Regions from separate parts of the Homo sapiens genome. Here region 1 is linked to region 2. The links are chromatin loops, found by intact Hi-C in ENCODE. Cell type or tissue: gastrocnemius medialis. All regions are shown on one strand. Each heading gives the region's core, and the rest is flanking DNA. Links, peaks and the distances in the headings are about the cores only.

The links. Hi-C counts contacts between places; a loop is a spot of excess contacts. Peaks named below come from ENCODE experiments on the same cell type or tissue, not always from the same donor. Only the 100,000 strongest peaks of a DNase experiment are listed, where the experiment ranks them.
Region 1: it touches region 2 in a loop (3-fold over the local background); 3 of 110 quality-filtered maps call a loop at or near these places.

Annotation. Positions count from the first base shown.
Region 1 is chr20:11,102,193-11,114,167 of GRCh38, reverse strand. No RefSeq gene overlaps it. Among named protein-coding and RNA genes, the nearest start is that of LINC02871, 82 kb to the right of the region's middle. In gastrocnemius medialis, for the core only: no CTCF peak of the experiment used is centred there; a DNase peak (open chromatin) is centred at 5,887; H3K27ac peaks cover 811 bases.
Region 2 is chr20:10,973,932-10,985,906 of GRCh38, reverse strand. No RefSeq gene overlaps it. Among named protein-coding and RNA genes, the nearest start is that of LINC02871, 47 kb to the left of the region's middle. In gastrocnemius medialis, for the core only: no CTCF peak of the experiment used is centred there; DNase peaks (open chromatin) are centred at 3,046, 7,026 and 7,407; H3K4me3 peaks cover 1,232 bases; H3K27ac peaks cover 4,199 bases.

The DNA of each region.
Region 1 (11,975 bases), core at 1,318-9,317, 130 kb before region 2:
TAGGGTATAGTTCCTGACCATAGGGGCTTAATAATGTAGGAATGAGTACAACATGAACATATAAAAATGTGACTAAGAATGGTTCAGAGAAAATGTTGTGGGAGAGATGGGAAAGAACCTAGGCCTTGAAAGACAGATGGGGTGGAGCAAAGAAGGGAAGGGAAAGAAGTTCTCAGTGAAAGGCTTGGAGGGGTTGTTAAGAAATGTGCTTCGGTGAGACCAGAAATAGCTGGACTGGAGTTAACTTGTGAAAAAAGGAGAGAAAATAAACATGGGCCGAAAAACTGATGTTAACTTTTGAGCCTTCTTAAGTTAATATGCAACAAATATACATATTTGGGGGTACAGGTAATATGTTGATGCATTCATTTAATACACAAATATCAAATCAGGATAATCGGGATATACTCACCTTAAATATTTTTTCGTTACACTAGAAGCATTCAAAATATTTTCTTCTAGCTGTTTTGACATGTACAATAGATTATTCTTAACTGTAGTCACCATAATGATCTATCAAATAGTAGGTCTTATTTCTTTTATCTAACCGTATATACGTACCCATTGATCAACCTCAGCTTTTGAGCATTTTTATTTTTACGTTTGTTGTATTTTAGAGACAGGTTTCTCTCTGTTTCCCAGGCTGGAGCACAGTGGCATGTTTATAACTCACTACAGACTCAAACGCTAAAGCTCAAGCAGTCCTTGCGCCTCAGCCTTCCAAGTAGCTGGCATCACAGGGGTGCATCACCATGCCCAGCCAATTTTTTTTTTTTTTTTTTTTTTTTTTTAGGGAGATGGAATCTCACTATGTTGCCTAGGCTGGTCTCAAGGTCCTGGGTTCAAGTCATCCTCCTGCCTTGGCCTCACAAAGTGCTGGGTTTATAGGTGTGAGCCACTAAGCCTGGCCTTTTTGAGCATTTTTTAATGTCAAGCACAGTTGTTTGAACTGGACTGAGGCAACAGAAAGGAACCTTTGGTAAATATCCTAACCAGTGAATAAAATGAACACAGTATGGAGGACCTGCTCTTCTGAAATATACTCGAATTGCTTATTCCTCTCTCCATTCTTTAAACATTAAACAAATGTTTACTTAGTAGCTACTAAGAGCCAGGTGCTATAAATGAGTATGAAATTGGATAAGAACTGAACACCTCTTTCAGCATTTGGACAAGACATAATGTGGAGTCACAGTAATAGAGATGAGTTTGGAATAAGAGAATTTGTCATCGCATTCCAGCTTTATTACTGAACAACTGCATGGTGTGGACAAGTCACTCATTTGTGCTCAGTGTTTTTCCTGTTCTTTTATTTATTTGTTTGTTTTTATGTTAGGCAGTCTTCTTAACTGTTTTCTGTTTTCTTTGTCTTTTCTCTCTCTCCTGCTTACATATCATGAAGTTAAAGTTTTTATTATTGTTTTACCAAAATTAGATCATACTGACAGATTTCTGTATATCTTGCTATTATCCATGGGAAAATAATTGTTGAAAACTTTCCTAGTGTACAACTAATTCATAGTGTACAACTAATTCATAGTGTTTGCTACTGATATTGAATAGATACATTCAACAATTCTGTTTTGCCTTCATCTGTTTTCGCCTTTGTAACAAAGCTAGAATAAACACTTTTGTCCATATTTATTTATTTCCTCGTTCTTTCTGTGAAAGAAATCTTCAGAATAAGAAATCCTGGATATACTAATTCTTATTTTTATAACTTTTTTTTTTTTTAACAGAGTCTCGCTCTGTCGCCCAGACTGGAGTGCAGTGGTGCGATCTTGGCTCACTGAAACCTCCGCCTCCCGGGTTCAAGTGATTCTCCTGCCTCAGCCTCCCGAGTAGCTGAGATTACCAGCACCCGTCATCATGCCCAGCTAATTTTTGTATTTTGGTAAGGACAGGGTTTCACCATGTTAGCCAGGCTGCTCTCGAACTTCTGACCTTGTGATCCGCCCGCCTTGGCCTCCCAAAGTGCTGAGATTACAGGCATGAGCCACTGCGCCCGGCCTTTTATAACATTTAAAAATGCATTAGGTTTTGTCATTTTGCTTTCCAAAAGGCCTGAAGCAATGTATAGACCTATATGACAGCAGTGGTTCTCAAAGTTTCGTGTGTATTGGAATCATCTGGAAAGTTTGTTAAAACACAGTTTCCTGAATCTCACCTCTGGAGATTACTTGTGTGAATACCTATCTTCAGTGATAATGTTACTTAATTGTTGACAGTGTACAGGATATAAAGTAATATCTTATTGTGCTTGCATTGACTGCTACAAAGTGTGAAAAAATTTCAAGCATTTGTTGGTCATTTGGATTCACTTTTCTGTATATTGTTTCTCATATCCTTTGTCTATTTGTTTTCTGTTAAATTTCTTTTTCCTGAAATTATCTTTTGCAGAGCATCAGCAATTTCCCTGGTCTCTTCATGTGCTCAAACATTTGAAGGGGTTTAATTGTCTCTCCTTCTTCCTGCTAATGCAAGTGATGATGAAAATGTAGATGCAAAGCTCCTTTCCACAAGCGTAATGAACATGCTTCACTTCAAACTGGAAATTTGGCATTCTTAATTAAACACTGTAGCTGAGGTATCTTTCCCCATGTGTCTTGTCGTACTGTTTCACTAAATAAACAAAGAAAGAAAGAAATAAAGAAACAAAAACAGTATTTCAAGATCTATATGCAGATCTTCCATCTCAGATGTAAAATAAAGTGATGCAGTGAGTCATTTTCCTACTTATTACATACAGTTGTAATGTTTAAGACAGGAAAACACCTATTATTGGTTCTCAAGTCATTCCGGGAAAAATTCTTTCACTGGGACTCACAACTTCAAGATTGACTACTTTGATTATGGTAGCCTGAAAGCACTTTGAAAGGAGGAACATTTTCTCATGTGTATTTCCAGTCATTAAAGCACCTAGAGCAGAATTCTGGACTTAGTGCATGCTCAGCTAATGGATATATTCAGCATTATAAATCTATGTCTATAGCTTTAGGGGTTATAGAGGTAATAGAAGTTAGAGGTCTGTAACATAGAGGTTTCAACTGAACCTATAATATGCCAAGTCTATGTTTTAAAAAATGGGGTTTATTATATTTGTATTTTATAATTTGACAGCCTTTCCTTCATACCACACTGTGCATGAAAGATGGTTAGTCAGCTCTCCAGTCTAAAAGAAATTTCCCCCAAATGATCATTTCAAACTAAGGGTATTCTGGGAAAAAGTCAATGCAGGGAGTCTGGAAACAACTCTAAACCTCAAAAGGGATTCAGATTACGTTCGTCTTCAGGGACATACAGGGACAGACTTGAAGGCTTACATTGGCTCAGTGAGAATTCCCATCTCCAGTGTTGGCCATCACTAAGCAGCGGCTCCATATTATGACAAGGGCATAACCCAGGTTCAGAAACTGCCAATAGTTTGTGGCACAAATGTTTGGTCACTAAGGGCAGAAATCCCCAAACATCTGGGGACTTGTGGTTTAACGGGATATGTACTTGTCAGTACTGTTCTAAAATGATTCTATTTTAAAGCAACTTGCTGAGCACTATGAATATGCTTCTGGTATAGAAAAGAGTATCCACTTTGTTTGTTTTGCTTGTGATTTTCCTTGTTTTTAGACTGGGAATAAATTGAAGGCCATGTAATCCACAGTTTGCAAGATGAAATGCTTGCAAACAGGTTGTAGCAATTGTAAAAATAGCCAAAACATTTTGCAGCTTTTCTCTTCAAGAGATGGAGTATTTTCCTCCACTGCTTGAATCTGAGTTATCCCTGTCACTTGCTTTGAATAATAGAATACAACAGAAATGACAATGAATCAGTGCCAAGCCTAGGACCCAACGGGCCTTTCAACTTGTGTTCCTGCACCCTTGCAACACAGAAGCTGCCATATGAAGTTCAAGTTAGCTTGCTGAATGATTTGGCTCAGAAATATCTATTACCCCAGGTGACAGGCAATCAATACCCACAAGCAGAGACACCTTACTAAATGGCAGTTGATCCAAGATGAGTAAATGAGACCAGGCAAGACCAACAGAATTGCCTAACTAAAACCATCAAATTACTGACCCTAGAATGTTGAGCTAAGTAAATAGCTGTGCTTTAGCCATTAAGCCTAGTTTAATCCGTATAAATGTAAGACATTATGTTTTGCAGTTATTTGTTACATGGAAAAAGCCAACTGATACACAAATGCATGCATACATTCATAAAAACAAGGTAATAAGGAGTGGTGAGGGCTGTGGCAAACTGAGAAAGGCATGCCTATTTAAAATAATTTAAATATAGTTTTTGTTTGTTTGTTTGTTTGTTTCGAGACGGAGTCTTGCTTGTTGCCCAGGCTGGGGTGCAGTGGCATGATCTCAGCACGCTGCAACCTCCACCTCCTGGGTTCAAGTGATTTTCCTGCCTCAGCCCCCGAAGTAACTGTGACTACAGGCATACACCACCATGCCTGGCTAATTTTTGTATTTTTCGTAGGGATGGGGTTTCACCGTATTGGTCAGGTTGGTCTCAAACTCCTGACCTCAGTGATCCACCCGCCTCGGCTTCCCAAAGCTTTGGGATTCCAGGCGTGAGCCATCGCGCCCAGCCTTAAATATAGATTTTAAAGAAACTCAACTTGCCATAGGAAACACATCTGGAAGTTGCTTGCCAGCCAAGAGTGTTTGTCTTCTGACCTAGTCAATTCCCTCAACCTTACAAACGAGGAAATTGGTCCAGAAAGTGACTTACATGGCCATGGCTAGTTCATGCCAGAGCAAAAATAGAATTAAGGTCTTCTGATATCCTGTAAAGGCCCTTTTTCTTCAACAAGGGGCTGGCTGTTCTATCTGAAACAAGCATAGCCTGAAGATAAGAAAAGGACAGCATGAAACTAAAATCGTTCAATTTTTTATTGGGGGGGTCTCAAATTTATTTTAGGAAAATTGTTTCAGAATGAGGGAAAGAATCCTGTGATTTAATTTTGAGGAAAAAAACATTCTTAGAAATGTTTCATAAACTGAAAATATTCTGTCCACTGAACATATTACCTTTGCCCATTAATTATAATTTTTGTATGTTCTGGAACCCAGAGAGAGTAACGAAGTTCTTGAAGTCTTAAAATGAATGGAAAATGATCCTGTTACATAACTCTTTGATAAACTAACTCCTGTCCAGTTACATAAGAGAATAACAAAACCCGTATTATATGTCCTCTGAACACATAACGCCACCTTTTGTAATTGTGCAAATTACTACCTTTAAAATGAGTTTCATCACTGGTGATATAAGTCATATCATAAAGGATAAACAGACGTTTTGACAGGTATCAGACATTTGGCTACAAAAGAAAAACAAGTTGTAGAGTCCATTTTCATTCAATGCTGTTTCTTTGAAGCAGACAGAAACCCAATGATGTCTCACACCACACCATGTGTTTATTTGATATTTTTGCATGGAGGCTGACTCTTTTACCCATGCTACAAGCTTCTCTTGCACTGAGCCACTAAATAGGGGTTGGCAAATGGAGAGGTTTAATTTAAACTGTGTATTTTCTTATCTGGGTTTTGCCTATCCTAACAAGGTGTTGTTGATTTGTTCAATGCAGCCCAAGACTAAAATAAATTTAAATACAAAGAAACAATGTGGTGTTGGCATCCTTCTGTGTGGTTAGCATCTGTGTATTGTGAAGGTATTTAGAAATGCCTTTTGGAATGCGGATGCAAGCAAGCACACCTAAGTATACGCAGGAGACATGGGAAGCACTGTGAAGGAGAGTAGGGTGGCAGGCATGAAGCAGAGAACAAGAGCACAGCCCAATTCCCATTACTTAATACAACGCATTGTGAGGCCAGAGCCTCGTGGGAGCCAATCACCAGCTGACAAAATTAGATTCTGAATCATGCTTTGTAATTCTTTCTAATGCCAGCCAGGGATGAGAGCCTGCTCTGGGAACTAGTCCCTCCCAGAACCTACCCCCCACCCAGTGTTCCTTATCAGCCCCCAGCCAGCTGTCAGCTTGTAAGGTTGCTGGACAGAGCATTTAATTCTCAAGGTTATGCATTAATATTCAAATTCTTTCTTATCCATAGACTGTGACTTAAGCATGAACTTTTTTTTTCCATCTCCACCCTCTTTCCTGCGTGAATTTCCTTCCATAGATTTTACCCCAAAACCTTTGAATTGAATGGCCACAGAAAGGAGAGCCATTTACAAAACGTGTCCTGAGCCAGTTCTTCTGCAACATAGGCATATCCCCAGAGAAATGCTCTTTATTTTCCAATTACAAAAACAAATCTTATTAAATATTATTTAAAATACATCTCCACCCCTAAATCCTCTTTTCCCCTCCAGCTGATGTCTGAAGTTGTTGGCAAGTAAATTGGAATTAGTTACGGTGGAAAATAAAGCTATCAGAATGTAGCCAGATATCTCATATTGCTTAGGATGGCCCTGGGTTTCACACGGATGCCTTGGAGAATACAAAGATTAGGACATTTACCAGGCAAAACTTAAATGATCTCAACAACAAAAATACACCTGCATGTTTACTAGGAACCATACAACTAAAAGGTGTGCATTATGAGAGATCTAAAAGCAATCCGTGCTATTTCATGTCAGAATGCATTTTGGCCTCAACTATCAGACTAATTTAAAGAAAACTTAATGGGGTTTTGGTTTTGTGTTAGTTAATGCTAGTGTTCATTATCTGTACAAAGCACCTTGATGTTTAATTTACTTTCCATTTGTGGGATAACTCACAGTCCAATGTAGGAAAGTCCTGTTCACTCAATTGAATAAACAGTTATCAGTGGCAATCTGCACCGAAGGCACAGGCACTTTAAAGGATACAGAGATACAAGGACGATGCCTGCTCTCATGGATTTTTTATTATAAGCAGGCAGGTAGATCTTTTGCAAATTTCCATCTAGACTCTCCACTAGCTTTAGGGCTTTGAATAAATTATTTAAATGTTCTAGCCAGAAGGATCACTTGAGGCCAGGAGTTCAAGACCAATGTCAGCAATATAGTGAGACCCCTTCTCTACAAAAAACAAAATTAGCCAGGTGTGGTGTCGCACCTGTAGTCCTAGTTACTCAGGAGGCTGAGGCAGGAGGATCCCTTCAACTCAGGAGTTTGAGGCTACAGTGAGCTGTGATCATGCTTCTGCTCTCCAGCCTGGATGACAGAGCAAGACCCTGTCTCTATAAATAAATAAATAATAAAATAAATAAATAATACTCTAAGCTTCAGTTTCCTCACGTATAAAGCGATAACCTCAATGTTTTTTCTTAGGCTTGAAGAAACCAAAACATAGGCATTAGCCTTAACACACTGCTCAAAACACAGTAAGCCAAAAATAAGTATTATATGATTATTAGCTATTCTGATAGAAAAGATAAACTTATCTTTCAAAAAACTAACAATTTTAGATAAGATGCTGGAGCTCAGAGCCAGGTTTTAGAAATATTATAAAGCACATGGGGAGTATCTTCAGTTTATCTTCAAGTGTCCTTTAAACATAACCCTTTCCTTGTTTGAGAGCTGCAACCCAGGTAACCATGCCCTCAGGGTTATGGGAATGGACCTAGACATGGCCTACTGCAGAGGCAAGCTCATTCTTGACTTCCTACCTTTGATCAATACTCACCGGACATGTGTGCCATACACTCAGGGCTCCACTTTCTTTCGTATTAATCTAATAAAACAAACCAAACAAGAATGATGACTGGGACCAATGGGTCCTTCTAGGTGTCATCTTAAATGTCTTCCATGAGGCTATGTTTCAATTCTAAAAACAAAATGATGGTAGGAAATTTAAGCACCTGGATGATTGCTTAGAGTAAGGGAAGAATTGCATGCCCCTGAAACCCCCCTGGAGGACAGACATCCACCCATCATTTCTACTTGTATAAAGTTGAACTGACTTCTCATTTTAAAAATAGAAACTAACATACAAACCTAATGGTCTAAAACCAGAAGAGATAGCCATTTCCTAAGTATAATCTTTCTCTAATTTAGGAATACAACTAAAGATTCCAGTATAACTAATATAGAATCAAAGTAAAAATGAAAGTAATAAATTTTCCTTTTTTATCATTATATAATAAAATGTGCCTTACTATATAGTCTTTTGGTTTCTTAATTGTATTAGCATATAAAATGTTAATTAAATTTAATTATATGGCTTAAATGTCCGATATGTTAAAATTAATCTTAAAGGATGTATTTCATATTGAAGTTTATGGTTTAATAATTACCTTTGGGAATAGTATTAGAAACTCAACAAATTTGTTTCTTGTCACTCAAGTATAACCACAAGGTGACATTTGATCTCTAAAGTTCTCCAACTTGCTGGCTAAACTGCAATCTTCATTAAATCCAATTATCAGTCTACTCCCACGCCTGCACCTACACAACTGGATGTGGCTGGAGAAAAATACAAGCCTATGCTGACTGTTCTTACTTCAATGATGAATAACCTTATGGGGTGTCCCAGCGCTGCCCAAAACCACATTGCATTTTCTTGGTTCATTGAATCTCTCACTCTTAGGAGGACTGTGTGATCCCTTCTCCATTCTCCGCAAACATCTGGCACTTCCTACCATCTTCCCGGTTAGCTGATAACCTTGCTCCTGCTTCATGGAGATGACAGAAGCAATCAGATCAGACCTCACAAGTTGTCATCACATTATATACTGTCCTATCTGCCCATGAGCCCATATAATCAATCTATCTTCTCTCCTGGTGCTACGAGCTGCCAGGTATCTATCTAGGGCGAACTCTTCCATTCTCATTTACTAGAGGATATTGCTCCAGCAATTCATCCCTTTCTTCTGTATCATCAGTGGTTCCTTTGTTCTTTTTGATCTATTTCTATCATGGTATATTCAGACTCTTAATACCTTTCATCATTATAAAACAAAGTTGTCTATTAATACTACTTTCACCTCCCAGAAAAGACCCTATTTTTTCCTTCCTTCTCACAGAAAACCTTCTAGAAATAAGTATCTATATACCTACCGTCCATTTTTAAATTTCTATCCTTAACCCACTCCATTCAGGTTTTTGTTCCTACTACCCTACTAAAAGTGAAGGTTATTAGTGACCTCAACTTTGATAAACAAAATAGTTAATTTTTGTCTAATTCAGTCAGCAGCACTAGATTATTTTCTTTTTTATCATAATTTTAACTTTAGTTTTAGATTCACAGGGCTGCATGTGCAGGTTTGTTACCTGGGTATACTGCGTGATGCTGCGGTTTGGGTTACAATTGATCCCATCAACCAGGTACTGAGCATAGTATTCATTAGTTAGTTTTTCAACCCTTTCTCTCTTTTAATATTCCCTAGTTTCTATTGCTGCCATCTTTATATCCATAAGTAACCCACGTTTAGCTCCCACTTATATGTGAGAACATGCAATTTTTTTTTTTTTTACTTTTAAAATTTTTATTTATTTTTAAGATGGCGTCGCACTCTGTCATCCAGGCTGGAGTGCAGTGGTGCAATCTTGGCTCACTGCAACCCCTGCCTTCCGGGTTCAAGCAGTTCTCCTGCCTCAGTCTCCTGAGTAGCCAGGACTACAGACGCATGCCACCAAAGCCGGCTAATTTTTTGTATTTTTAGTAGAGATGGGGTTTTGCCATGTTGGCCAGGCTGGTCTTGAACTCCTGACATCAAGTGATATGCCTGCCTCTGCCTCCCAAATTGCCGGGATTACAGGAGTGAGCCACTGCACCACACCGGGCCAATTTCCTTCTTTTTTAATGGCTGCATAGTATTTCATGGTGTATATATATATACCATATTTTATTTATCCAATCCACCTTTGATGGGCGCCTAGGTTGATTCCATGTCTTTGTTTTTGTGAGTAGTGATACAATGAACCTGTGAGTGCATGTGTCTTTTTTGTAGTACAACTTATTATCTTTTGGAAATATACCCAGTAATGAAATTGCTGAGTCAAATGGTAGTTCTGTCTTAAGTTTTTTGAAACATTTTCAAACTTCTTTCCACAATGGCTGAACTAATTTACATTCCCACCAACAGCATGTAAGTGTTCATTTTTCTCCTCAGCCTCACCAGCATCTGTTATTTTTTGACTTTTTAGTAGTAACCATTCTGACTCATGTGAGATAGTATATCATTGTGGTTTTCATCTACATTTCTCTGATAATTAGTGATGTGGAACATTTTTTCATATGTTTGTTGGCTGCCTCTATGTCTTTTTCTGAGATGTGTCTGTTCATGTTTTGCCCATTTTTTAATGGCGTTATTTGTTTTTTGTTTAGCCAATTCTTTTTTGTGGATGGAGTCTCACTCTGTCACCCAGGCTGGATTGCAGTGGCACGATCTCATCTCACTGCAACCTCTGCCTCCTGGGTTCAAGCGATTCTCCTGCCTCAGCCTCCCGAGTAGCTGGGACTGCAGATATGTGCCACCATGGCTGGCTAATTTTTGTATTTTTTTAGTAGGGACAGGGTTTTGCCATGTTGGCCAAGCTGGTCTCAAACTCCTGACCTCAGGTGATCCACCCACCTTGGCCTCCCAAAGTGCTGGGATTACAGGCGTGAGTCAGGATGCCCAGCCTTGCTTGTTCAATTCTTTAATTTCCTTATAGATTCTGGATATTAGACCTTTGTTGAATGTGTAGTTTGTGAATACTTTCTCCCATTCTATATGTTGTCTGTTTATTCTGTTGATCTTTTCTTTTGCTGTCCAGAAGCTCTTTAGTTAAATTAGGTCCCACTTGTCAACATTTGTTTTTGTTGCAATTGCTTTTGAAAGCTTAGTCATAAATTATTTCTCAAGGCAGATGTCCAATATTGTGTTTCCTAAGTTTTCTTCCAGGATTCAAAGTTTCATCCTACAAAGTCAATATTCAAAAATCAGTAGCACTTCTATACACCAATAAAGTTCAAGCTGAGAGCCAAATCAAGAATGCAATCCATTTACAATAGCCACAAAAAATACCTGCGAATATATCTAAACAAGGAGGTGCAAGATCTCTACAAGGAGAACTACAAAATATTGCTGAAATAAATTATAGATGACACAAACAAATGGAAAAACATTACCTGCTCACAGATTGGAAGAATCAGTATTATTAAAATGGCCATACTGCCCAAAACAATCTATAAAAGCAAAACTATTCCTATCAAACTACCAAACTACCAACGTCATTTTTCACAGAACTAGGAAAACTTCTAAAATTTATATAAAACTAAAAGAAAGAGCCCAAATAACCAAAGCAATCCTAAGCAAAAAGAACAAAGCCGGAAGCATCACATTACCAGACTTGAAACTACACTATAAGGCTATAGTGACCAAAACAGCACGGTACTGAAAAATTCAGGCACATAGAACAATGGAACAGAATAGAGAACCCATAAATAAAGCCACAAACTTACAATCATCTGATCTTCAACAAAGTCAACAAAAATAGGCAAGGGGGAAAGGACTCTCTATTCAATAAGCGGTGCTGGGATAGCAAGTTAGACATATGCACAGAAGAATAAAACTGGACCCCTATCTTTCACCATATACAAAATTAACTCAAAATAGATTAAATGTTTTAAATATTTTCCTTTTTGGAAACACCTTCTACAGTTGACTTGCAGGACATCAAATTCACCTGGTTTTCTCCCACCCCACAGTTTCTTCAGTCAGATTTCCCGGTTCCTACTAGTCTTCTTAAACTCTAACTATTGCAGTGTTTGGGCTCAGCATTTAGGGTTTTTCTCTATCATATTCACTTTTTTGATGCTCTCTTTAAGTCCCATAGCTTTAAGTATTTATAAGTCTGGACCTCTCCCAAGAACTCTAGGCTTATACGTCCAACATCCTACTAAACTTCTCCACTGGGTGCCAAATAGGCATTAGAATTTAATATATCCTAAAATTAAACATCTATATTTTGCCCCGCCCAAACTTTCCTTTTTCACATTCTTCTCCATTTTCAGTAAATGTCCATTACACCTTTT
Region 2 (11,975 bases), core at 2,750-10,749:
TGTAAAATAGAGACTTGTTTTAAATGATCCCCAAGATCTTTTCATCTCCAAGAGTCTGCAAACCCATGAACCTACAAAGAAAAACCAAAGGAAACACCCTCCTTTCCAACCTACTCTTGGCACAAGTGGTGGTTTTTCAGTAGGAAAATGAAGCCTCATGATGTGTGAGTCACAGAGAGATGATGAGCCAATAAAAGGTCAGGGAAAAGAAATAGAGGACGGAAAGGGAAGATACAATGCACCATCAGAGGAGAAAGTGTTTGGGATTCTTTTCTCCCTCTGAAGTCCACAGAGGAAAAAGCAACAAAATCTACCACTGGGTTAGCCAACAATAATATCAATCAGAAATCACTTAGTCCATTTTCATATTTCATTTCTACAGTAGCAAAAGAAAGTAGCCAGCTTCTTTGCAGGGGTACATGGGTAGGTAGCATCCATTAGCTCACAGAGACACACCCACCCTTCAAACTCAATTTGGCTAAAATGACTTTTTTTAATAAGAACTCATGAGAAAATGGTTGACTTCCAGCCCTTATGTTATCAGAATTGTTTGACGCTGAATTACATGGGCCTGGACTATAAATCTTGACTTTAGCCTCAAATGCAAGGCATTTGATGTGTCTGGGAACCTGCTGTAAGAAAGAAATTAGCTGTAAAACAAAGTAAAATGCCTGTTCCCATGGGAAGAACCGGCAGGACTGCTAATAGATCATGTGCTCGTTTGGAAGACACTTGTTCCTTTGGTCAAACAGCAACTAATATTTTCACTTTCCACTGCCTTGAACAGGAAATATGGTACTAAGGACCAATAGACAGGGCAAGGCATCGTATTAATTACACAGTCAGTAAACATTTGCTCACCCGTGTTTCCTAACGTCTGAACACTTCCTGGTTGGAGCTTAGCGATGCTACTGGCCTCTGTTAACTCATTTTACTCTTGCATAAATGTCTGGGAAGATAAAGTGCATTTTCAGAAAGCCCCAGATTGAGAGGAGGATGGGGGCGCAGGGAAAGACAGGCCCTCTTCCACTTAAAAATGTTGAGAGCAGCCCTTGTTTGCAGCCTGTGCTGCAGCTGCCATCGCCTGCAGCCCCCCTAAGGACAGGGTGAATCTGAAGGCAGTGACATGGTGAGGTGATTTGATAGCCTTTAGAATTTCTCATTCTACCTTTTGGGGAGTGTATGTCAAACAGAGGTTCAGGTTCATTCTAAAGAAGGGATTAAAAAAAGCAAGACATCTTAGGAAAGATAGGTAAGTGGCAATCACATTGGCACACCTGCCATTTAAACTGCTCTACCTGTAATTCTCTTTTCTGCGGTAACGGCAAAGGATGGACAAAGGCCACACCCACCTGCAGCTGCTCCTTAGAGCAATAGTTCTCAAAGTACAGTCCCCTGGGCTAGCAGCACAGGCATCCTCCCAGGAACATGTTAGAGATGTATGATCTGAGGCCCCACCCCAGGCCTGCTCAGTCAGAAACCTTCGGCGTAGGGCCAGCAATCTGAGCTGTAACAAGTTCTCCAAGTGATTCTGGTACCCACTAAAGTCTGAGAATTCCAACCATGTTGAGATGTTCATATACCTGCTGTATACATGCCATCCAGGCCTGAGATCAAGCTCTCTGCTACGAGCTACAAGGCCCTCATGACCTGACTGCGACATACAAGCTCCAGTCACAAATGTCACCTTCACCTACCTCTGCTAGGCCCAGTTTGTGCCCTCCTTGAGGACTTTTCCTGCAACCTGCTCATGCTTTGCTCTTTAACTCATTCAGTTTTTTTTGTTCAAATGTCAAACCATTTGTAAAGTAGCTTCCACCACAGACACCCTTTAAGTATCTGCCAATAGATACTGTCTAGGATTATTCTTGCAGCAGCTTTCCAAGATGAGCGATCATATTTCTCATGAGTTTGTTTGTACATTTAGGGCCCATACTCCCCAGAAAGAATGTAAAGCTCTATTAGTATAGGCACCAAGTGTTTTATACCTACTCTTCCAATATATGCACTTCCCATGTCCAAAACGTTCAGCGTAGGCCAGACGTGGTGGCTCACGCCTGTAATCCCAGCACTCTGGGAGGCCAAGGCGGGTGGATTGCTTGAGTCCAGGAGTTCAAGACCAGCCTGGGCAACATAGAAAACCCCATCTCTACTAAAAATACAAAAAAATAGCTGGGCATTGTGGCACATGCCTGTAATCCCCGCTACTCGGGAGGCTGAGGTGGTAGGACCACCTGCGACTGGGAGGTTGAGGCTGCAGCGAGGCAAGATTGCACCACTACACTCCAGCCTGGACAACCAGATTAAGACCCTGTCTCAAAGAAAAAAAAAATGTTCAGCATAGATACTTTCTTCTCCCACCCCTTCTCAGAACCTATTCTCACTCACATTGTTATAAATAAATGCAAATGCAGAGAAGAGAAAATATTTACATTAGGAATTTTTTAAATTCAAATTTCAGGCATCTTTCAATAAGTGCTGTCTAGCCTAGTAAATGTTTGGCAAGGTCAAGTGGGGCCCCTAAAATACTATCCCTTAGGCATCTAACAAAGGGCCTATAATGTTTTCCAATAGAGGAGCTTATAGAACAAATGTTTCCTTTATCCCAAGCACAAGATTGCCTTTGCTCTAAGAAACTGTGTCTGTTAAGAGCTAGATAGGCAAGTCATAATCAAAATTCAGAGCCTATACTAACTACATATCTAATTATGGAACATGTATTTATACTTTCTATCTCCCTTTTATCTTCATATGTGTTTCTTAAAGCTCAACTTTGAGACAGAAATGTGAATTTGAAGAGGTGTGACTGAGGATTCTGGGGCTCAGCCACAATGCGGCAGGTTATTTTATTGGTCTTTCAACAAAATATGCTTGAATGGCGTTAATTTTGCTTCCGTAATGGCTTAAATGCATCCAAGAGGCATTAGAGTCACTCACTCTTAGCAAAGATGGAAGAATAACACAGATGACAGTGCATTTAGAAAGAGGCAGACAGTGCCCGTGCTGGCTCCAGTCCTCTGTCATCAGAGATATGAGCTCTAGGTTGGCCGCTGAGCATTAGCCCATGTAGCCTGAGATGAGTTCATGGGGCTGGAATTCAAAACACTAACCAGCTGTGGGAACCCAGTGAGAAGCCTGTCACACTGAATGGTATCCAGATTAGAGCTGTGAGAATTTGGGAAAACCCTCCTCGCTAAATAAGTGTACTTCTTCATCTTCTTTCTTTCTTTCCTTTTTAAGTTTGCAATGTTTGACACAACCCTGAACCTATAGCCATGCATATTAACAATGGAGAAAAGGCAACTCTAAAAATGTTTGTTGAAGCAATGAGGGGACGTCGTAAGACTGAGTGGATGTTGGATGACCTTGTAATTATAATTTTTAGGTGTGATAATAGCATTAGGTTTATGCAGCAAAATATCCATAACTCTTTAGAGATGTGTAATGTGGAATGTAGGGGTGAAATAAAATGACACTTGGAATTTGCTTTTAAATAATTCAGAAAAAAACAGAGAGGAAAAGGAATAGATTAAACAAGTGTTGCAAGCCCTCAGTAATTGTTGAATCCGAAGTGGATTGTGAGGGTTTAAAAGAATATTCTCTCTCCTTGTAAAAGTACGTTTCAAAATAAACATAATAAAATTTATTATAAAAAAGGAAAGATAAATAATGCTAGACCAAAGGAAAAGTTATTTTCTCAGGAATGTAAAAATGCTTTTTCAGCTAAGGATTTTTCTCAAGGCCAGCCACTGTCAAATAAATAATCCACAAATTCAAAAAATGATAAACTTGTGTTCTTGGGTTTTGGAGTCTTAAGGACTCCCTTCCATGATTTATGCATTGATAGGAGTAGGCAGAAAAACTTCAATAAATGAACCAGAAAGTGGAAATGGCACATTACTTTATTTGCTACTAGATTGTCAAATACTGTTTGTAGCATTGGCCATAATGGGAATAGAACAAGATAGAGATTTGGGGTCCCATGTCTGCTTCTGTATTTTTTCCCATGAGTCCCTGTCTGACTTTCAGTGAACATGTTTATACTTCAGTTTCCACATCTGTAAAATCACAAGGTTCTACAATGTTAGAGCTAAGGTTTCTTTCAGGCCTGAAAGTAAAAATTCCAGATTATATTAGTAAATCTGCTTCAGTAACATGGGATATTAAAAAAAAGGTCAAGTTCTAGATATGAACTGGCAAATCAGGAGACCGCAAATTTATTCAGCCCTATTGAATTCTCAACACAGAAAACCCAAGTGTAACAACCTTTGCTCTTAAGAAAGTCTGACTGGCAAAAGAAATAATATAGAAAATAAACAGGTTTCAAAAGAGGTCCTAGCCTCAGCATAATTCTATTAAGAAAAAAAGACATATTGCCAACTAAAATATTTTGTGTGTTTCTAACACTGAGAATAATGGATATAAATGGCCCTGATTTATGCTTCAAAAAAGTTCAAAAATAACTTTTATTTCCTTCACAGTGATTGAAAACCACATGAAAACATGTACTTCTAGTGAAATTAAACTGTTTGAGATAGGAGAGTTAGGAGAGAAGAATGAGATCTACAAGACCACCCAAACCATTTTCTATTAGTCTCTGAAAAGGTTAGCAGGTGTTGGCTCTGCAAATAATGACTGCTTTCACAAAGATGCCCTATGTGGGAGCAGCATTTGGTGTACAAAGCTACGGCCCATTTTATTCTGGGGTCTTGCTTTTGGCCACGTGGTGCCTTCCACAGTCTGCCACTTCTGGCTCTGGGTTTGAAATTTGAGGTTAATAAGCCACACATGACCAAGCATGCAGGATTACAATCACTGTTCGGAGACACTGGGACTGTCCTATGGGGAGAGTCCATTATGCAAATTTTTTAAGAAAACACACAAAACATTGATTATGTTACCAAAAGATTTATTTCAAAAACTCATAGGTGCCCTAGATCTCATGTTTCCAAAAGTACATGTCTCTTAAATTTACCTCTTCACTTAGAATCTGGCCCTTCTTTTTTCATTCAGATCCAACCTATTTCCTTCTAAGAGCAGCCATGCAACACTGGGGAATGGTGCCTGAGCAAGGGGGAAAAATGCATGTTATTTTAAGGTTATGAGAAACCTTGCAAAGCAGAGAGAGAATTTTTCTCATCCCAGTGTATTCTAGTAGCTTAGCTGTCATTTATTGCAGAACATAAAAACACAAAATGATGCCATCTATAATGGGACTTACAGCAAGTGTTTTCTGGTCTCAGAAAATTATCCTGTTTTCTGGTCCCATTTTCTGGTCCCAGAAAATGATCACTTTTCTTCTTAGAAGGTTCTTAAGAAATTTTTCTAAATTCTAAATTGCTACTTTCTAATCTCCTGAGACCAGTTCTTTTCTCTAGTCAGAAATGTTTCTCCAATTTGTAAATGAATGTTACTGAAGGGAGTAAGATGCAACATACACACATGCATTCATTCTAAAGTAATCCTGTGACAATGAGCATGATTCCATGTGGTTGGTCATAATTGTATTCAAGTCCATGTCATTTCTGTATTGGCGACATTTCATAAAAGTTTCAAGCTCCAAAATAAGTATTTCGGCCGCCTGATAGAAGTCATCTATTGAGTCTCTATAGTTTTACCATGAAGTCTACAATAAGGAAACACAGTCTGTTTTCTGAGTTATCTAAATCAGAAGTTCTCAATCTTGAGCCTGCATCAGAATCACCTGGAGGATTTGTTAAAATACAGATTCCATAAAAAGTTAAAGAATAAAAATACAGATTCCTGGTGCCCACCTCCAGAGTTTCTGATTCAAAAGTTGTGGGTTGAGCCAGGTGTGGTGGCTCACACCTGTAATCCTAGCGCTTTGGGAGGCTAAGGTGGGCGAATCACCTGAGATCAGGAATTCGAGACCAGACTGGCCAACACGGTGAAACCCCATCTCTACTAAAAATACAAAAATTAGCCACGTGTGGTGGCGCACTTCTGTAATCCCAGCTATTCGGGAGGCTGAGGCATGAGAATCACTTGAACCCAGGAGGTGGAGGTTGCAGTAAGCTGAGATAGATCCACTGCACTCCAGCCTGGGTGACAGAGTGACTCCATCTCAAAAAATAAATGAATAAATGAAAGTTGTGGGTTGGAACCTTAGAAATTATACTTCAAATAAGTTTCCAGGTGAATGCTGATACTGATGTTGCTGATTTGGATATCACACCTTAAGAACCACTCATCTAAATATATGTGGCATAGATGTTTCAGTAACAGAAAAGGACAATTACTCCATTCTCAGCAATCTAAACATTTTGAGTGGCCCAGTAGGTAAGAAAGGAGCCTCCCCTACCCATTTTGGAAACCAAATCTTGAACAAGCCTTGGTATAAACAGAATCACTTCAGGTTTGAGCTCAGTGATCGCAGAGTGCAATCAACTCAAAATTAGGGGAGATCTTGCTTAATATTCAGTCTAAAAAATCTTATTGGGTCACCACATAATTCTGGTTTACATAGGTGAACAAAGCATCAAGAATTTATGGGGAGAGTGGGGAAGAGTGCTGTAGTTTTCACCCTCCACCTCCACCCATCATGACTGTCATTAGCAATATGACAAAGTATCTAAAACTCTCTGAAGTTTCAGGGTTGATGTAAAGTCCCATTGACGTGACCCTGGAAAGTGAGGTTCACCACCTCGGCTGTGGCCGCTGACCTCTGTGGATAATCAGTTTCATTTCTATTACCTCTGGGTCCTTGGACATCCTGGCTGGTCCAGGCCTCCTCTTTCGTCACTGGGCCCTCTGGTTGTCCCTCATACTAAGGTGATGATGACACCAAGAATAAAGAAGTCTTTCAATAGTGATTTCCTGTATCTCGCTTATCCCAGCTCAGAAAAATCTTGCCATTCAAATGAACTGGCGTCATGGATGGAGTAGAAGAAGGGAGGGAGGGGAGAGGGAGACGGGGCAGGGGGAGGGGAATCCCTTTCAAAGCTCTCCCTGTGATCAGAGGAGCCTGGAGCAGGAAGAGGAGGAGCCCAAGGCTGGCTATTTTTAAGTTGTAATGGGAGCCTTTGGTCCCCTCTCCTCTTTCTCTCAAGCCCTTGAACAACTTGCCAAAGGCATAAATCGCCCGGGCAATTCATTCTGGCTGCACTTCCTCCCTACTCAAATTGGCAAGCAAGTGCATGCAAAGCCATGCCCAGGGCAATTTGAGCCTTTCCCTCAAAATCTGCAACCTGCTTTCACAAAGTTGTCTTCCATCAGGATCAAAGCATTGCCTCCCAAATTATGTTGCTCAAGGAGGGATTTTGGGAAAAGACAACACCACAGCTTGGGGTGGAAGCTAAGTCTTGAAACACAAGAGACCAACATGGCTCCTACTCTACCCATGACCACAGGGGAAGGGACCGAGTGGTCACTTTGGCTCTAGTGATGAAGTAGCAAGTTCGTTAAGCACACAGATGGGCATGTTGGCACCTCTCCTGGTCTCACTCTGGAGGTCAGGGGAGGAAATCACAGCAATGACTGGGCCAAGCCAATTGGAGGAAAGAGAAAATTAGCCCTGGGTTGACACAGAAAAGTCTCAGACAGGAGAAAGGCAACGCTCAATTTACCCTTCTGAGCTACTTACTCTTGGTGTTAAAAGGGGTGTTATCTGTTCCAGGAAAGACAACTAATGCCTGAGTTAACACCTGTTACCTCTGTATTATTTTTAGGCTCTTCCATCACACAAAGGAGAGCAGGGCCTGTTACACTTCAGGCTTCAGACTGCACTCAGTTTTCTCAGGTTCCCCTGCACACAAAGGCCCTAAATAATTTTCCATAGAGACCTGGCAAGGCCAGGTAGCCAGATCTCAGGGTGGCCGCTGAACCTGGGCATGTGAGCTCAGTTATCTGTCCCTAGCAGGATCTGCATTATCACCCCATTTGATTTTCCCATCCAATTGGTGGTCTATTCCTGCTGAAGCAATACTTAACCATAAGAAAATATATATTATATATATAATTTATAGATATTATATATTATATATAATTTATAGATATTATATATTATATCTATAAATTATATATATATTATATATAATATATGTATAATATATATATATAATCAGCATGGTGTGGTCAATCTAAGAAAAAATGAATAGTTCCAAGACCCAATCATTGTCTCTGGTAAAAAATATCAGTGCATTAGCTGGATATCCACATTGAGAGGCCAGCACTGGGGACTTCCTGGGATATATTCACCTGTGTCTTCTTAATTTTTGTAGAGAAAATGCAGTTGTCACCTGCGACACCTGGGAAGTCTGAAAATGCCCTTGGCAATCAGTCTGATCTACTCAAAGAAGAGGCCTCCAGTTGTGCTTGTCAAGGGCAAGGCCATCAGACTGCCCAGAATTGTGGGAAGGTGATGCAACCAAAGACACTTGAGCCCACTCCTGCCCCAACAGCCTCCCCTCCCCTGCCAGTACCAGACCACCGCCAGGATTGTTTGCCATAGCTGTACTCTTTAATATTCCTTCCCATCAATTTCTTCTTGCTTAAATCAAGTCATTGAAAAAGAAAACAATAAATCTTCGTGGGACAAAGTGGAAATAGAAATTTGGAAACTGAAGTATATGAGAAGCTCCAATAGAACATAACAGAAAATAAGCAGAAACTCTTCCTGCCCTAGACTCCAAGGCTGAGGCCTGCTTCTCTCCCTTTAAAAGGGAGACTCACAAGAGTTAGAGAGGCGATGGAGATGCATTAGCAGGAAATGGAGATTGTCTATCTAATCAGAAGAAAGGAAAGAGATGGAAAAGGGATCAAAAAGGCATCTCACAATTGGGATTCAATGTTATTTAGCTCTGGTCTGGGTCAGCATCCCAAATAAATCATTTCAAGAAATAACTAAGGCTATATTTTTCAAACTCTTTTTTAGCCATGACACACTGAAAAAAACAGGTTGTATTTTGCAGATTACACACACACACACATACACACACACACTTACCTTTACAAATTGTAATGCACTCTGATGTTTCTTGTTCTTTCCTATTTGTTTTTCTAAAAAACACTAGTTGTGACCCATATGTGTGTTATCAGCCACAGTTTTTAAAACACTGCCTTCAACCTTGGGAGACATTGGTTATACCCACATCCCTAACCCCCATTCAGTGTAAAAATCCCCTCCACACCATTCTCAGTTATCCTATCGTGACTTGTTCAGCACACGCAATCCCCGTTATTCAAATACTCTTCAGCTTCCTGTCTTTACCACTGAAATGTATTATCTTTCTCCCCTGAGCTAAATTGTGGCAATTCTTTTAGCTTATGAGAAAATCAGATGTCCCTTATATTTTATTGTTGAAAATGCTACATAAATGCAAAACTGACTAAATTTAATCTTGACACAGCTGGGTATCTGGAAATTTAAATACTTTTTTCCTACTGCTTTGGTCCTCACAAATAAATAGGATACTATAATTAAGCATATCTGTCACTGATGTCGGTGATGGGCATAAAAGAAGAAATAGTGATTTTCCTTCCTCCTGATAGACTACCTCCACGTGCTTACAAGTAAAACTTGTCTGCCATGGGAATCGGTATGCCTCAAAAGTGAGGCACATAAAAGACACGTTGGACTGGATGAGCCGTTTTTGTGCAGCCACTACTCTGATCATGTGCCACCCTGGGAGAAATTACACCGTGCATCATTGCATCATTGGGCTTGCCAACAGCAGGACTGAAAATGAGGCATATCCTGGAAAAAAACAACTTTCTTCTGACATAAAATCCTGGAATAAGATCATATCCCAGGATCTTGTAGTTTCATCACTTAGAGAACAATGTCAGAAACTTTCATCTGTGGATTTTGGTTTTCTGCTTTGTAGAATAACAAATGTAGTCGGATCTTATTTTTAGATTCTTTTAATTGTATGCCATTGTTCTCAATTCAAAACTCCAGGCATAAAATTATATCATATAAATGGCAAGACAATGAAATTGATGGTAATCCTGCATTTTATACCCAAAATAACTTCAATAACAATAGCTAACATTTCAAAATCGAATTATGTGCCATGGACCTTCCTAAGTATTTTCTTGGCACTTAGCTCAATTAATCCTAACATTAACCCTATGAGGTAGTGTAACAGACTGAATGTTTTGCATCCTCCTCAAAATTCATATGCTGAAATTCTAGCTCCCAAGGTAGAACCTTTGGGAGGTGATGAGGTCTTGAGGGCCAAGTCCTCATGAATGAGATCAGTGGCCTTACAAAAGAAACCCCAGAGAGCTAACTCACCCCTTCCACCATGTGAAGACACAGCAAGCAGGTGCTGGCTATGAGAAAGCGGGCCCTTGCCACACACAGAATCTGCTGGCAACTTGATCTTGGACTTCCCAGCCTCCAAAACTGTGAGAAATAAATTTGTGTTTATAAAGCATCCCATTTAAGGTATTTTTGTTGGAGCAGCATAAATAGATTAAGATAGGTATTGCTGTTATTGCCAAGTTACAGAAGAGGAGACTGAGGCCTAGATATATGAGATGAATTTCCCAAGGTCATGCAACTCATTGACAATTTCCCAAGGTCATACAACTCATTGACAGAACCACAGCCAAACTTAAAACCAATATTCTTAACCACCTTTTTGTATTGTTGAATTCTCTCACAAGTAATTCAACAAAGACCCTAGTATTAGGATGGAAGAATAACAAGGCTTTCAGAGGAGGACTCAAATAGGTGGTAAAATGATTTAATAAGCACAACAGTATAATGATTAAGTGGATGAAACAGCTTTGACAAAAATATCTATTTTCTGTAGGTTCCCAGAGGACACCTCCATCAGATTTTGTCCCTCACCCTCCTTCTCCCACTAACAGACAAGAACATGGCTGCCTTCAAGTGTTTTAGGAAAGTTGTACTCAAAGTGTGTCCCCAAGATGAGCAGCATCACCGTCACCTAGGAACATGTTAGGAATGCAAGCTCTTATATCTCACTTGTTTTAATACAGGTTTTATTGTTGTTTTGGTAAGGCAGGGCCAACAGATCAGGAGACCACTGGCACTGAAAAGACAGTGTATTCTGCACAGTTTCCAAGAGAAGGGGCCACCCCACACCATGGACAGGGCCACATGGGAAAGATCTGGGTGGCTCAGGAGGCAGAGGGAGATGGGAGAAATGTGGACGAGAGCCTTGACTGTGGTTCCCATGGGCAGGAACTGCCAGGAAGGGTAAGCAGGCTTAGGATTGAATAATTCCCCCAGGATTTGGGGTAAGGGGGTTATCCCTACTTGTTTGGTCCCTGGCCCTGGGGAGATTAGGTGGATAGCGGCCTGGAGTCTGAGAGCCAGACAAAGGAGGCAGGTCGGATGGGGGCTCTGAATTGGTTGGTTTGCATTTGAAAGGTGTGTAACAGGTGAGTTGTTCACTGCCTCTTGGAATCGACAAACCCTTGGAAGGGTAGTGACCCCAGGATCAGCAATGCCCCAAATGTCAAAGCATCAGCACCCCAAAAATAAAAGACGTAGCTAGTACATCACTCTAGATTGCTAATTACAGCTTGTGATCCACAGTTTTAGAATTTACTTTCCCACATTTTACATAGCACAAGGAGCTATATGTATGTTGTACATACCTGAATTTTTCCTTTCCTCAAGAATTAACAACTTTAAAGAAGCTTTCTTTAAAGACATTAAATACACATGAAGACTTCAAATAATACTATGTATTTCTTTATGTCCCCCAAACAGCTGCGTATCTAAATTAGAATTAAAACAGCCAACGTTTTCAATAATAAATAGTACACAGAGGCATTCCAGTATACCCTTCAAGACTTGAGGCTTAGCACTATTCACAATAGCAAAGACATGGAATCAATCCAGGCACCCATCAAGAGCGTACTGCTTAAAGAAAATGTGGTACATGTACACCATGGAATACTACACAGCCATAAAAAAACCAACAAAATCATGTCCTTTGCAGCAACATGTACGCAGCTGGAGGCTATTATCCTAA